2 separate regions of the Homo sapiens genome follow, and region 1 is linked to region 2. Evidence: chromatin loops called from intact Hi-C (ENCODE). Cell type or tissue: GM12878. All regions are shown on one strand. Links, peaks and the distances in the headings refer to the core of each region. The heading gives the core; the rest is flanking DNA.

The links. Hi-C counts contacts between places; a loop is a spot of excess contacts. Peaks named below come from ENCODE experiments on the same cell type or tissue, not always from the same donor. Only the 100,000 strongest peaks of a DNase experiment are listed, where the experiment ranks them.
Region 1: a loop joins it to region 2, with 2.6 times the contacts of the local background. A loop is called at or near these places in 1 of 110 quality-filtered maps.

The regions. Positions count from the first base shown.
Region 1 is chr6:1,432,817-1,441,148 of GRCh38, forward strand. No RefSeq gene overlaps it. Among named protein-coding and RNA genes, the nearest start is that of MIR6720, 47 kb to the left of the region's middle. RefSeq lists enhancers at 943-1,613, 4,491-5,455. In GM12878, for the core only: a CTCF peak has its summit at 4,060 (motif pointing left); a DNase peak (open chromatin) is centred at 4,065; H3K27me3 peaks cover 424 bases.
Region 2 is chr6:1,551,086-1,559,417 of GRCh38, forward strand. LOC102723944 (a long non-coding RNA gene) reads right to left here and starts at 4,141. Exons shown (of 7, transcript XR_427861.4): 1 at 4,047-4,141; 2 at 1,261-1,399. It overlaps LOC107986555 (a long non-coding RNA gene), which reads right to left. Exons shown (of 2, transcript XR_007059403.1): 2 at 7,773-8,095. In GM12878, for the core only: CTCF peaks have their summits at 1,564 (motif pointing left) and 4,151 (motif pointing left); a DNase peak (open chromatin) is centred at 3,746; H3K27ac peaks cover 612 bases; H3K27me3 peaks cover 202 bases.

The DNA.
Region 1 (8,332 bases), core at 213-8,212, 120 kb before region 2:
CTCAGCATTTGCTTGTCTGTAAAGTATTTTATTTCTCCTTCACTTACGAAGCTTAGTTTGGCTGGATATGAAATTCTGGGTTGAAAATTCTTTTCTTTAAGAATGTTGAATATTGGCCCCCACTCTCTTCTGGCTTGTAGAGTTTCTGCCAAGAGATCCGCTGTTAGTCTGATGGGCTTCCCTTTGTGGGTAACCCGACCTTTCTCTCTGGCTGCCCTTAACATTTTTTCCTTCATTTCAACTTTGGTGAATCTGACAATTATGTGTCTTGGAGTTGCTCTTTTTGAGGAGTATCTTTGTGGCATTCTCTGTATTTCCTGAATTTGAATGTTGGCTTGCCTTGCTAGGTTGGGGAAGTTCTCCTGGATTATATCCTGCAGAGTGTTTTCCAACTTGGTTCCATTCTCCCCGTCACTTTCAGGTACACCAATCAGACGTAGATTTGGTCTTTTCACATAGTCCCATATTTCTTGGAGGCTTTGTTCATTTCTTTTTATTCTTTTTTCTCTAAACTTCCCTTCTTGCTTCATTTCATTTTCCATCACTGATACCCTTTCTTCCAGTTGATCGCATCGGCTCCTGAGGCTTCTGCATTCTTCACGTAGTTCTCGAGCCTTGACTTTCAGCTCCATCAGCTCCTTTAAGCACTTCTCTGCATTGGTTATTCTAGTTATACATTCGTCTAAATTTTTTTCAAAGTTTTTAACTTCTTTGCCTTTGGTTTGAATTTCCTCCTGTAGCTCGTAGTTTGATCGTCTGAAGCCTTCTTCTCTCAACTCGTCAAAGTCATTCTCCGTCCAGCTTTGTTCCATTGCTGGTGAGGAACTGCGTTCCTTTGGAGGAGGAGAGATGCTCTGCTTTTTAGAGTTTCCAGCTTTTCTGCTCTGTTTTTTCCCCATCTTTGTGGTTTTATCTACTTTTGGTCTTTGATGATGGTGATGTACAGATGGGTTTTTGGTGTGGATGTCCTTTCTGTTTGTTACTTTTCCTTCTAACAGACAGGACCCTCAGCTGCGGGTCTGTTGGAGTTTGCTAGAGGTCCACTACAGACCCTGTTTGCCTGGGTATCAGCAGCGGTGTTTGTAGAACAGCAGTTTTTCGTGAACCGCGAATGCTGCTGTCTGATCGTTCCTCTGGAAGTTTTGTCTCAGAGGAGTACCCGGCCATGTGAAGTGTCAGTCTGTCCCTACTGGGGGGTGCCTCCCAGTTAGGCTGCTCGGGGGTCAGGGGTCAGGGATCCACTTGAGGAGGCAGTCTGCCAGTTCTCAGATCTCCAGCTGCGTGCTGGGAGAACCACTGCTCTCTTCAAAGCTGTCAGACAGGGACATTTAAGTCTGCATAGGTTACTGCTGTCTTTTTGTTTGTCTGTGACCTGCCCCCAGAGGTGGAGCCTACAGAGGCAGGCAGGCCTCCTTGAGCTGTGGTGGGCTCCACCCAGTTCGAGCTTCCCGGCTGCTTTGTTTACCTAAGCAAGCCTGGGCAATGGCGGGTGCCCCTCCCCCAGCCTCGCTGCCGCCTTGCAGTTTGATCTCAGACTGCTGTGCTAGCAATCAGCAAGACTCCGTGGGCGCAGGACCCTCCGAGCCATGTGCGGGATATAATCTCCTGGTGCGCCGTTTTTTAAGCCCGTCGGAAAAGCACAGTATTCGGGTGGGAGTGACCTGATTTTCCAGGTGCCGTCTTTCACCCCTTTCTTTGACCAGGAAAGGGAACTCCCTGACCCCTTGCGCTTCCCAAGTGAGGCAATGCCTCGCCCTGCTTCGGCTCGCGCACGGTGCGTGCACCCACTGACCTGCACCCACTGTCTGGCACTCCCTAGTGAGATGAACCTGGTACCTCAGATGGAAATGCAGAAATCACCCATCTTCTGCGTTGCTCACGCTGGGAGCTGTAGACCGGAGCTGTTCCTATTCGGCCATCTTGGCTCCTCCCCCCAGCAATTTTTTTTTTTATGTAGAAATCGGGGGTCTCAATATCTTGCCTACACTGGTCTCGAACTCCTGTCCTGAAGCGATTCTCCTGCCTCAGCCTCCCAAAGCACTACGATTACAGGTATGAGCCACCACACCCAGCCCCGTAGAATTCTTATAATGAGGGGGAAAAAACCCAAAACTTAAAATTCAGAGCCTGGCTTTTCTGATAATATAGATGAACCATTATCTATGCCAATCTTCTGTGATTCATTCACACCCCTGCTCCTGCCCACATGAGCACTAACCTCTCTGGACTTCCTTCTCCTCATCTGAAAACCTGGGACTATGAAACTCACCTCACCATTTTGCTTAGAGAATCAATAAGTTAACATTTGAAAGTTACTCCTTTCCTATGCCTCATCTTCTTTCAAAGATGAAACTAAATAACTCTATAATGCTTCCCTGACAAGGAGTTTGGTGTAGTTTTATTTAAAATGACCATGTTGTAAAGAGGGAAGTGGAAGGAGAGTTGATTAATAGGGATAATGTTCCAAATGTCTGGGAAATATAAGGCAGGTATCCTATTAATACACATCAACAGGAACTGTAAGAAGCTGCTGGGAAGCTCTTCTTCCATGTTAGCCTGGGTGTATGTGCCTAGCAATGCTTAAAAGGATGCACTGAACAGTGATGGTGAGGATGTGGAGAAACTGGAACCCCTGGGCAGCTGCCGCGGAAAACTATACAGTGATTACTCAAAAAAGGTAACCTAGAGGCCGGCCATGGTGGCTCACGCCTGTAATCCCAGCACTTTGGGAGGCTGAAGCGGGCGGATCACCTGAGGTCAGGAGTTGGAGACCAGCCTGTCCAACATGGCGAAACCCCATCTCTACTAAAAATACAAAACTAGCTGGGTGTGGTGGCATGCACCTGTAATCCCATCTGCTTGTGAGGCTAAGGCAGGAGAATTGCTTGAGCTGGGAAGGTGGAGGTTGCAGTGAGCCGAGATCACACTACTGCACTCCAGCCTGGGCGACAGAGTGAGACCTTGTCTCAAAAAAAAAAAAATGTAACCTAGAATTATCATCTGACCTAGCAATTCCATCTGGGACATCCACAAAAGAATTCACAGCAGGGTCTTGGATAGATATTTGCCTCCCATGTTTATAAGAGTGTTATTTACAATGTCAAGGAGTGCAACCAGCCTGGCGTCCATCAGCAGATGACTGGACAAACAAGAGGCCGTCCATCCATACAATGCAGTGTGAGTCAACTTTAGAAAGGAAGGAAATCCTGAGACGTGCAACGGCATGGATGAACCTTGAGAACATCATGCTCAGTAAAGCAAGTCGGTCTCAGAACAGATAAATACTGTGTGGTTCCACTCATACGAGGTATCCAGAGGAGTCAGGTTCATGGAGATGGAGAGTAGAATAAGGATTGCCAGGGGCTGGGGAGAGGGGGAATGGGAGCTAGTCTTTAATCAGTGCAGAGATTTATTTACAAAATGAAAAGAGTTTTGGAGATGGGTAGTGGTGATGGTTGCACAAGAGTGTGAATGTACTTAATGCCACTAAACTGCACACTTCAAAATGGTTAAAATGCCAAATTTTATGTTATGTGGCCACAATAAAAAATAAAGAAAAAAGCAATCTGTGGTTGCAGGGTGGACCTGTTCCCGAGAGGGGAAGGAGAGGTCCCCCTTAGCTCCTGGAGGGGTGCTGGGACTAAAAGACTCACTCTGATGGCATCTGGGCACCTCCGCCAGTGGGCCCGGAGGGTGCAGAGAAGTCTGCAGCTCTAGACGCCACAGCAGAGCCTCTGCCCGCCCCCCGCTCTCCAGAATTATGTTCATGAGGGCAGATAGACAAGATTAGCCTCAGACACAAAACAGCAGCAGAGAAGGCATTGCCCTAATGGTAGGGAACACATACTTTGCAGACACCTAGATTCAAGAGAACGTGTGTAATGTAAACGTTGGAAGAAAGCCAGGAGCCTCTCAAAACTCCAGGTTAGAAGACAAGGGAGGCAGGATATGGGGGAGCAAGATGCCTTTTTTTAAAAAGTTGTTACCGGGTTTTTCAGAGCAATAGTTAAAAGGGAAGGTTTCTTTTATGATACGACACCGCCATCTCATGGACAAAACTCATATGACACAGAGTTTCTCTAAAGCGAGCCTGTCCCTCTACTGGGAGCTCTTAGCGTTGGCCCTAACAGCTCTACCTCCACATTAATACAGCATTCTCAGAGTCCACAAAGGAACATTCCATCTTTGCAAGCCAAATACTGGGGCAAAAGTCAGATTCTCATCTCATCTCCACTTCCCTCTGAGGCTTAGAAAGTCCTTTCAGCACTTGAATTTCAGTGAAGAGTCTGGACGCTGTCTCACACCAAAAACTCCCCCTGACGTGGGCACTGCAAGAGCACCCCCGTCCTGGTGATCAGAAAAAGCAAGTGTTGGCTTTATCACAGCCAGAAAATGAAACAGTCTGCGAGGAAAAGTATCCCCTCCATGCTCATCACCATTAAATGGCAAGTTCGACTTCTCTTATTTCCTAATTTAAAATTGTTTTTTTAAGAGATGGGGTGGATCTCACTATGTTGACCAGGCTGATCTCAAACTCCTGGCCTCAAGAGATCCTTCCATCTCAGCCTCCCAAAGTGCTAGGATTACAGGCATGAGCCACCGCACCCAGCCTCCCAATTTTAAGTTGTATGAAGATGTTTCTAGGAGTCTTTGTTCTGGCCTCAGGCTGTTGTCATTTTTCTGTGCTGTGTTTTTACATTGCTGTGTGGAAATTCGTTTTGATAGTGTGCTGTTTCTTGGATGTATTTGTCCAAATCAGAGCTTAAATGAAGAAAGTCTGTTTTTAAAGCAAGTCTTGGATTCACTCAGCAAAGGCTCTGGAGCATCCACTCTGGCCTGGCCACACGGCAAGCTGCAGGGCAACAGGTGGAGACGCAGCCCGCAGTCTGCACCGGCCCCAGAACCATCTTCCCCTTAAATTGTAAGAACTATCCCCGGGGGGAAAGTGAGGACATTAGGTGCAGTGTGGGCCTGGGTGTCTAGGACCGCGCATGTGGGGGCTGCAGGTGGAGAGAGGCAGTGATCTCAGTTGGGCAGGGAGTTTGTGCCTCTGAAGGACTTCATTGTTTCTCGTGCTGTCTCTGGCACGGTGTCTTGGGCCTGGAAAAATGAGCACAGGTTGGAAAGAATCTCAGAGCCCAGGGGCTGCCAGTGTCAGAGCTCGGGCCGTGCTGGGTGCCTCACACCGGGGCTGCCCTTCGGGTCTCCATTCCCATCAACACACACACACACACACATTCTGGCAACTTCTCCCATCTAAATAAAAAGGCAGTCCCCCCACCCCACCCCCACCCCCACCCCACCTCCGCCCCTTTCCATTCTGAGTCCTCAGCTCCTTTGATTTCTCAGGGCACCTGATGCAGGCTCTCGGCAACTCCCTCCTAGAGACCCCTCCTTTCTGGCCTCCAGGACTCACCTCTCCTCGCTTGCTCCTCGTCCCTCAGGTCTCCCCTGCTGTTTCCTCTCATTAATCAATAAGCACTAGAGCGCACCAAGCCTCTCTCCTCTCATCCCACCCAGCTCCTGCCTTTCAAAACAGTCGCTATGCTAATCACTCCCAAACGTGTTGCTCTCCCCCAACGCCTTAATCACCTGCCTACCTGGCACCTCTGTTCCTGTCCCATAGATTACCCTAGATGAAGCACGTCCAGAATTAAACTCCTGATCTTCCATGCAAAAGCCTGATCCTCCCACAACCCCGCAGAGCACCACGACCCCGAGCCCTCACTGGCCCTGATCCAAAGCCCTGAGCTCCACTGTGACCTCCTTCTCTCACACACCACCTCTGATCCATCAGAACAGACCTCTGTCCAAACATGCTTCTCCAGCACGCCCACCACCCTGGCCAAGCCGGGGTCAGGGCTGCAGCCTCCTCCAGGTCTCCCAGCCTCCGGTGGCTACACATCCTCTCGTCCCGGCTTCGGCCCCTCCAGGGGCCTCCCGTCTCACTCAGGGGAACCCTAGGGGCCTGGTTTTACCTACGGGGACTAGCCTGAGCTGCCCTGGAGCACCCTACTGCAGCCCTCTGGGCGTCACCTCTCTGCCCTCTTCCCTCCCTTCTCCTGCTCCTCCCTGGGCTGCTACAGCAAACTTCCCACTGGCCGGGCCCCTTATCCCCGTGTGCCAGGCTCCCTGCCTCCCACCTGCATGCCTCAGAGCAGCCACCTGCTCCCCCCACCCAGCCTTTACCCTGCATGTACCCAGCCCTCTGGTGTGCAGCGTCTGCCTGATCCCCTAACCCCTCCACCTTTACCTTTCCCGCCACATGTACCCCGTCCTCTTATTCCAGTAAGTTCCCTCCAGGCACGCACTTTTGCTGGTTTTCTTCACTCCTGCATCCACTGCACCTGGCCTGTGATGGAATCTTCATCCACAGAGAATTGAGTATCTGATAAAGGACTTGCTTGCAGCATATATAAAGTGTTCTCCAAACTCATTCATCATTTTTTTAAAAACCCAATTTTTTAAAAATGGACCAAAGATATACACTGAAAAGATGTTCAACAGCTTTGGTCACTAGAGAAATACAAGTTAAAATGGAATTATTACCACCGAGCTGTACAATTAAAAATGGTAAAGATGATAAATTTTATGTGTATATTTTATCTCAATGAAAAATAAAATTAAAAAGAAAAAGAAATACAAATTCAAGCCACAGTAAGTGACCACCGCCCTCCTTTCAGAATGGCTAACTAAATAGCCTGGCCACAGCCAGTGTTGACGAGGAGGCGGAGGAACCGGACTTCGCAGACACTGTGACGGAAATGAGAAATGCTGCCGTCACTCGAGAAAAGAGTTGGCAGTTTCTTTAAAATTCAAATATACGCCCACCTTCCCACCCAGACAGTCCATTGTTAACTTTTTACCCTCCAAAACTGAAAATATGTGACCACACAAAGACTTACCCAGGAAGGCTCATAGCAGCTTCATTTGTAAGAGCTCCAAACTGGAAACAACTTACATATCCATCAATGGGTAGATGTGGAAACACAATCTCAAGGATAAATGCATTGAGTAGCATCCATTCAATGGGACACCACTCAGCAATAAAAAGCAATGAACTGGGCTGGGCACGGTGGCTCATGCCTCTAATCCCAGCACTTTTCGAGGCCAAGGAGGGTGGATCACCTGAAGTCAGGAGTTCAAGACCAGCTTGGCCAACATGGTAAAACCTCATCTTTACAAAAATTGTCTGGGCATGATGGTGGGTGCCTGTAATCCCAGCTACTTGGGAGGCTGAAGCGGGAGAGTCACTTAAACCCGGGAGGCAGAGGTTGCAGTGAGCCGAGATCACACCATTGTACTTACACCTGGGTGACAGAGTGAGACTCAAAAAAAAAAAAAAAAAGAGCAATGAATTATTGAATACATGCCACATGCCACAGAGCCACATCTTCAAATAATTTGCTGGGCAGAAGAAGCCTGACCCAAAAGAATCATACTGCCTGGTTCTACTTTTATGAAATTTTAGAAAATGAGAACCAATCTTCAGAGAGAGAAAGTTTGGAGGAGGGGACTGGAGCAGGGAGGGGTGAGAGGAAAGGACTACAAAAGGGCCCAAGGGGACACTGGCGGATGATGGACATCGCCATCCTCTGGACTACGAGTTCAAGGCTCTAACCTCTGGCAAGAATGTGAAGTTGTAAAAAATATAGCAAGGCTTTGGAAGTGACCAATCTGGCTCTATCCCACAGTTCTGCTGGTTTGGATTTCCCAGTCACAATTCTTTATAATTGTAAACATTCCCCAATGCAGGGCCAGCTTCAGGAGGGCAACACCCATTCAGTCACATAAGGCCCAAGTTTAGAAGCCCTCCGCCCCCAAATTCCATTTAATGCTCTCCTGTTACTGTCTCAAAGTGCTTAATAATTTTATTTTATTTCTATTATTTTATTTTATTTTTGAGATGGAGTCTTCCTCTGTCGCCCAGGTTGGAGTGCAATGGCGCGATCTCGGCTCACCGCAACCTCCATCTCCTTGGCTCAAGCCATTCTCCTGCCTCAGTCTCCCAAGTAGCTGGGATTACAGGTGCCCGCCACCACACCTGGCTAATTTTTGTATTTTTAGTAGAGACGGGGTTTCACCATGTTGGCCAGGCTGGTCTCGAACTCCTGACCTCATGATCCACCCGCCTTGGCCTCCCAAAGTGCTGAGATGACAGGCGTGAGCCACTGCAACTGGCCAATAGTTTTTGAACAAAGGGCCTTACATTTTTGTTTGACACACTGGGTCCCACATGTTATGTAGATGGATCTTCCTCAAAGTGTGTTCTGCGGAGTTAATTCTTTACTTCTGTTCATTTATGTTAATTGCTGTTGTGGAAAAGGAGCAT
Region 2 (8,332 bases), core at 260-8,259:
AAATACAAAAATTAGCCAGGAGTGGTGGCGCATGCCTGTAGTCCCAGCTACTTGGGAGGCTGAGGCAGGGGAATTGCTCGAACCCAGGAGGCAGAGGTTGCAGTAAGCCAAGATCCTGCCACTGCACTCTATCCTGGCAACAAAGTGAGACTCCATCTCAGAAAAAAAAAAAGTGGGTGAAGGGTACATTATTTTTCTAAATTTTTTCTAAATTGTCTTCAGGAGTGTATGCAGAAAAAAATTTGAAGACCACTAAGTTATCTGACTTGGCTGGGCTTGAAGCACAGGAGGTCTCATTCACATCAGAAGGTGGGACCCTGGTGCTCTGTAGCAAGAGGTGACGCAACAGTTGCTTGAACTCTGCTTTCAGAGTTGGGGTTATAGGAGTCAAGTGATAAGTGGAGTTTTGGCTCACGTGCTTCTCATGATGTACCTTGTAGGTCTATAAACTTATCCTGTAGCATTTCCTGGGTTTCTGAATGCAGAGCACTCTCTATGCAGAAACTCTATGAATGTATGCAGAAACACCCAGCTACAGAATCCCCACACTCATCCCTGGCCCAGGAAGTGAGGACTATTTAGGTAAGAAGGAGCAAGTGGAAAACCCTGGAACCACTTCTTCCTATCAAGAGTTATCAAAAGCAACATCACATCCCTGAATGAACTGCCAAAGACTTGAAAGATGTAGAGATGGCCGGGCGTGGTGGCTCATGCCTGTAATCCCAGCACTTTGGGAGGCCGAGGCAGGTGGATCATGAGGTCAGGAGATCAAGACCATCCTGGCTAACACAGTGAAACCCTGTCTCTACTAAAAATACAAAAAATTAGCCGGGCTTGGTGGCGGGCACTTGTAGTTCCAGCTACTCGGGAGGCTGAGGAGGAGAATGGGATGAACCCAGGAGGCAGAGCTTGTAGTGAGCCAAGATCACGCCACTGCCCCCCAGCCTGGGCGACAGAGTAAGACTCTGTCTAAAAAAAAAAACAAAACAAACAAACAAAAAAGATGTAGAGATGACATTTCCTATTACGGCCACTTAACTCCCCTGCTTCACCTATGTAGAACACATATGGCTGTTGGAGGATAATAAGGGTTCACTGTTAATTTAGTCAATAGATGGCTTCCATTGCAGCTTTTGTTCTAGACATAGTTTTATGACTGTAGCAAATCAACACAGCCCCCAGCACCCAATATGCAGCTATCAGTTTGGTAAATGTGTTGTCTCTTTCCCAATAAAACCACCAGAAGCAATATTATTTTACCTGGTAGGGACAGCAATACACCTCCACAGTCTTACCCTGTGTCAGGACTGTGCCTTCTCTCCCAATTACATCTGCAGGGAACTGTGTTCATGTGACCATTCCAGAGGACACCACATTAGTAATACGATTCTTATTGCACCTAGTGAGCGGAAACAAGTACATTATGTGCCTACATGTGTGCCAAAGAGTGGAATGTTGTGTCACAAGAATTCAAGAACCTGCTCTCTCAGCAGAATTGCTGTGCCCAGTGATCTGGTGAGCGATGGGATATCTCTCTGAATCTTGCACCCCCTACTGCTAATAAAGAGCTATAGCACTTGATACGACTCTGGATTGGGGAACCAATATGTACTGTGTGTGTGTGTGTGTGTGTGTGTGTGTGTATGTGGGTGTGTGTGCAGCTCTGACCCATATTCTGAATAACCCATTAGTCTGCCAGCTTTGAGAAAATCCCAGGGCAGGCCAGGCATGGTAGCTCATGCCTATAATCCCAGCACTTTGTGAGGGCCAAGGCAGTAGGATCGCTTGAACCCAGAAGTTCAAGACAAGCCTGGGCAAAAAAAAACCATGACTCTGTCTCAAAAAAAATTTTTTTTAATTAGCTGGGTGCATGGTGGCATACACCTATAGTCCTAGCTTCTCAGGATGCTGAGGCAAGAGGATTTCTTGAGCCCCAGGAGTTGAAGGCTGCAGTGAGGTATGGTTGCACCACTGTGCCACTCCAGCCTGGGTGACAGAGAGAGACTGTCTTAAAAAACAAAAACAAAAATTTCAGGCCATGTGCAAGCAGCTTTACCACCACTTGGATCCGTAACAGATCTAATAGTGCTGGAAGCATCCATAGCCAATCAGGATACGATGGTGTCTTATTTTAAAATGTTAGGTCTTATTTTAAAAATGTAAGACTGAACATACCACTGCCAGAATATGCCACTGCAGAACCCCTCAAGGAAAATCATAGGCAAGGCTGTATGTCCAATCACAGAGTTGGTGGAAGACTACAGCATCTCAATACAAGAAAGACCACACAGAAATAGGACCTCTCAGGAAAAAAGACTTAGATTGCTCCACTAGATAAAGAGCACTAACCAGCAGAGGCGCCGGATATGGTGAAAGGAAATACATGCCAGGATAAAGCAAGGATGCTCAACAGTCCAACCTCAGACTCACAAGCCTTGGAAAAATGAGGACTGTAATAGCATTGTTTTCCTTCTTTTCTCTATCCTAGTCAATTTATATTTGTCCTCCCCGTTTCCCTTAACATTTTATATTGGATGTGTTTTATATAAGATGTGACTTTATAATTAGGTCTACGGGTTATAAGATATCAAGGGAGGATTATGACTGAACTCGAATGAACACCAGGACAGAATCTAGAACATAGAACCTCCGTGACAGCAGGATGCAGTGGCTCATGGCACTTCCCCATTTTGGGAAGAAAGTGAGTTCCATGTTTTACTGCAGGGGGAATCATTGCCATTTGGAAGTGTACGTATGAGAAGAGAGGAGTGCATGGGAGTTGAGTAACCAGGTGGAGGACTGTGATGGGAACTGCGGATTGAGTCACCAGCAACCATGCTGACATCATCCTAGCATGCCTTCATGTATTGTAGGAGCTGGGACGCTGGAGTTTTTACTATATTTCCCCAACTCCCTTGCATCTAGGGTTCTACGGTGATTTAGATTCCACTATTCAGGAGAATTAGTGCGAGATTAGGAAGGCATGTTTCTAATATTCTGCTGACAAGCACCATTGTGAAGGTACCTGGTTTCGCTCTGAAAGCGGGAGGAGAGGTCTCAGTGTCTACTTACTGGCTTTGTGGAGTATTAAAAAGCACTGCCCAGGGAACCTATTTGCTGGTGTGGGTTATGCCAGGGGTGTCACGGTTTTAGAGTTGGCAGCACTAGCAGTAGCTTTCGGCTTGGGGGAGTTTCTTGACTATATCAATTGCCTGTCATGGTGGTTTCCGACCCGGGCAGGTGGCATGGTTCTGGGGCTAGCAGCTGTGGCCACCGTTTCCCTACGCCACTGGTGTCTGCTGAATTCGAGGAGGGGCATTAGATTCTTTAGTTCTTCAGGGTGGCTTTGGGTCGTGTTCTTAAAAGATCAGTCTGGAATCTGATCCTTCAGTCTTCCCAAAGAGTCTGTAAACCACTTAATATCCTGCCGCAAATCCCTTTCTGCTTAAACTAACTAGATTGAATTCCGTTCTCTGCAAGCCAGCCTGGGCGATAGACCACAGAACCCTCTGCGCTGTTCCTCTCCCTGTGGATTCTTTTTTCCCAAACCAAGTCACTACACGTGGATCTAGAATATATTATTTATTCTTCTCGGCCAAACCACAGGCTTTCCTTTTTACAAAATCAACTTGAGGTTTACCCTCTGTGAAGCCGTTTCAAATGAGGTCGAACACGCTTCTCACTTCCTCTGCAACTGTGACCCGGACACTTTGGTAACGGCTTACTGGGGGCTCTAAGACCATTAATCGGTTTCAGAACCGGAGTCCCTGTGCCTCCCTTGGGAAGCACTTTTCACATAAAGTAAAAAGTTCGGTGACCTTAGCAGGGCAGACGAGGCCTTAAACACTGCAGTTTAAAGCTGGGATGGCAAAAGACGTGGCCACCTCTTCCTCTAGTCTTTCCAACTCTCTCTCTTCCGCTTCCTTCTCCCTCCCCTTCTCACGACGCCCGGCCATTGCCTCTGAAGCTGGATGGTGGCTGGGCACGCCCCGCCAGGACATTCGTTCAGGGGAGGACGCCCGAATCTGTCAGCAAAGCATCCCTACCTGCAGGAGGCCTGGAGCTCAGCGCAGCCCCCCACGCCTGCCCGGGTCCCCGAAACGCGGCTGCTCCAGCGCCGGGGGCGCACACCGCCCCCTGGAGGCGGGCCCTGGCCCTGAGCCCCGCGCTCCCGCCGGCGCCGACTCCACTTCGCGGCTGCGCACTTTGCACTTGGCGCCCAGCCCTGGCAGATCGGGACGCAAACACACACGCACCCACGGTTTACAAGAAAGACTCTTCAAAGGAAAACTAAATGGGGGGTGGTCGTTCTAATAAATATAACGTGCAAGGCTCAACTATGTGAGTAATCATTAGAAAATGCAGAAAATGTGTTTCTCTTTATCTGCCATTCCCATTCCAATTCACTGCTTTTTTAAAACCCATTTATGCCCTTCTCAGAAGCCTCCTCCGTGAGCAATATCATCCAACTTCGACAGCAGCGTCAACCACTTTAGAAAATGAAAAGAGATAATAATTGGCAATTAACATCATCTACGTTTTAATACATTTTACAAAATTAAAATAAAAATGCAAGGCAGCCGGGCGCGGTGGCTCATGCCTGTAGTCCCAGAACTTTGGGAGGCTGAGGCGGGCGGATCGCCTGGGGTCAGGAGTTCGAGACCAGCCTGACCAGCGTGGAGAAACCCCGTCTTTACTAAAAATACAAAATTGGCCGCGTGTGGTGGCGCATGCCTGTAATCCCAGCTACTCGGGAGGCTGAGGCAAGAGAATCGCTTGAACCAGGGAGGCGGAGGTTGCAGTGAGCTGAGATAGTGCCATTGCACTCCAGCCTGGGCAACAGGAGTGAAAAAGTCCGTCTCAAAAAAAAAAAAAAAAAAAATGCAAGGCAAACTAGTTGGTCAATTGTCATTTGTGTCATTTGTGTCTATGTGTCATTTCCAAAACTCAATATTCTTTGAATAATAAAACCAACGCTTTCTCTAACAACTTGTGTGACATGTCCCCGAATCAGCATTTAAGATTTCGAACTAAAACGTAATCCGAAGAGATTCCTTAATGGGAAGGTTGGCAAACTTGCCAAGGACATAGACCTGTTCCTGTTCTTACTTCAGCTGGGCTTTCTTTTAATGAGTGGATTGCATTATACACTTTTTTGTTATGTTTTGCATTCACATATGCATAAAATGCTTTTCACTAGGAATCAACCAGATATTAAAAGAACGTAAACATATTCTGGCCATAAATGATAAAAGCTGCATTTGTAGACATGCTCAGCATATCTATTATTGGCCACTGGGTCAATGTTGAGAATTCCCAAAAGAAGTCCCCACCTACATGGCAAAGCTGATGGAGCCTACAAACCGGGAACATCGTAAGTATTAACCATCCTGAAGTATATTCTCTCTTACAAGACGTTGGAAAAACAAACGATGGGCATCTAGAATGACAATAGCTTCCTACTCCTCCTGCAGTTAAGAAAGACAAACGCTGAGAACCGTTGGAAAGGCAAACAAAATTGTATGCGAAGGTCACATTCAGCCAGAAGAGGTGCTCCCAATTACGTTTACTTAAAGGGAGAGGTCCAGACACATTTTTGGTATCCTCCTTTAAAAAATGTTGCAGTCCTTAAAATTTGGTAAGCTTCTGTGACTAAAAGTATCTTTACTGCTACCTAAAGTATGTACATATGTGCATGTTTAAAATCCCTTCTTTTCATCATTTTCAGAGACACTATTTCAATTTCCTGCCCTGAAACATGTGGAATTTCATTTTAAACAAAAGTCTCCTTTCAGGGACTTGCAGGCTTGGTGTGGCTGATTGGTGCTGGAGGCCGCTCAGGACGCAGTTTCTCACCTCGTCACACATGACCTCAGACATAGCAAGTGCCGTGCAGAGTGAGCTCTTGCTCTTCAACTCAGATGATAACCAGAAGCCTGGGCCGTGTCTTCCACATTCTCTATAGCTGCTGCATGGTGCCTGTATTATCTTTTTTTTGTTTGATTGTTTGTTTGTTTGTTTGTTTGTTTGTTTGTGGCAGGGTCTCACTCTGTTGCCCAGGCCGGAGTGCAGTGGCATCAATCCTAGCTCACTGCAGCCTCAACCTCCTGATCTCAAGCTATCCTCTTGCCTTGGCCTCCCAAAGTCCTGGAATTACAGGCATGAGCCACCATACCCAGCCCATATTATCGTTATAATACACACAGGGATCCCAGGAATGAATAAGAGCTAGTACATGTAGAGCATATTCTATGTGCCAGGAATGTATTATTACATGGAATCTCTCACAGCTTTGTGGAAGGTAGGGACTGAAATTGCCTCCATTTTCCACCTGAGTACACTGAGGCTTATAGATGATAGTTACTGGGCCCGAGGTAAAGGAGCCCAGGGGTCCAACCCGGCACCATTATGCTTGGCATTATATTGTTTTCTTTTAATAACTGCCTTTAATTAATTAATCAGGCACATTATTCTTCCCTTAGACCTGTATGTAATCGACAGTCAGTAAATGAGAAATAAGAATGATGGTTGCAAAGCCAAATAACACCAATGTGCTCAGATAAAAGAGTTTTTAAAATTTAGTTCATACTGAAGACCTTTCTACAGTGAGTTATTCCCAGAGTTTTACAATTAACTTATCAATTGAGACTATAGGCCAGGTGCGGTGGCTCACCTGTAATCCCAGCACTTTGGGAGGCAGAGGTGGGCGGAGCACTTGAGGTCAGGAGTTCGAGACCAGCTTGGCCAACATGGGAAACCCTGTATCTACTAAAAATACAAAAATTAGCCAGGTGTGATGGTGCACGCCCGTAATCCCAACTACTCAGGAGGCTGAGGCAGGAGAATTGCTTGAACCCAGGAGGCAGAGGTTGCAATGAGCCAAGATCACACCACTGCACTCCAGCCTGGGCGACAGAGCAAGACTCTGTCTCAAAAACAACAACAAAAAAAATTAAAATTAAAATTAATGAATATAAAAAATAAATTTAGACTATATTTCAACTTAACTCATAATGAAACATTTCAGCATTTATTTATGTCAGGTTAAATTAAGTCTAAATGGATCATGAAGTCTTTATGCTTCCCCTGAAAATGAAAAACGAGGGCTACATAATTTTTACATGTGAAAGATTTAAGCTTTACAATGCCATATAACAAAAAGATTTCCCATTCCAAGACAGTGTTCCCAAGGAAATTAAGCTTTCTTTTCTCCACCATGATAGTTTACTCAAACAAACAAACAAACAAATAAACTAAACTTTGAAAGAATAATAAGTTTAAGAGAGTGGGAGAATGAATGAGTTCAGGCTTTTATGTAATTGTCATTCCACCAAGGGGGTTCAGGCAGCGTCAAGACAGTTAGACTAGGTAGTCTTTATTGCCTCTGTTTGGGTGGTTTGGATCTGTGTCCCCGCCCAAATCTCATGTTGAAATGTGATCCTCATTGTTGGAGGTGGGGCCTGAGTCACGGGAGAGGATATCTCATGCGTGGTTTAGCACCATTCCTTTGGTGCTATTCTCGTGACGGTGAGTGAGTTCTCTCAAGATCCGGTCGTTTAAAAGTGCGTGTGGCACCTCCCCGCCCCCTGCTCCTGCTCCCACCGTGTGAGACATCTGCTCCCTCTTTACCTTCTACCATGACTGGAAGCTTCCTGAGGCCTCCCCAGAAGCAGATACCTGTGTATCTTCCTCTGCAGCCTGCAGAACCATGAGCCAATTAAACATCTTTTCTTTATTCATAGCAATGCAAGAACAGCCTGATATACCTCTCCAATTTTTCTAGCTTTTTATTGAAAAAAAAATATATATATATTTGAGATAGAGTCTTGCTTTTTTGCCCAGGCTGAAGTGCAGTGATGTGATTTTGGCTCACCACAACCTCCACCTCCCAGGTTCAAGGAGTTCTTCTTCCTCTGCCTCCCTAGTAGCTGGAATTACAGATGCAAGCCACCACACCCAGCTAATTTTTGTATTTGTAGTAGAGATGGGGTTTCACCATGTTGCTCAGGCTGGTTTCAAACTCCTGACCTCAGGTGATCCGCCCACCTGGGCCTCCCGAAGTGCTGGGATTACAGGTGTGAGCCACCATGCCCAGCTGAAAAATATATAAAAAGTAGAGAGAATATTATAATAATTCCTCCCATAGCCTTCACATAATTCAACAGTTACCAATACATTGTCATGTATTATTTATATATACGTTTATCTAATTCCTCCCTCCCTCAGTTACCTTGAAGTAAAACAAGATATATCATTTCATGCAAAATATTTCAGTAGGTATTTCTAAAATATAATGACTCTTTAAAAAAAAGCACAACTATATTATAATTAT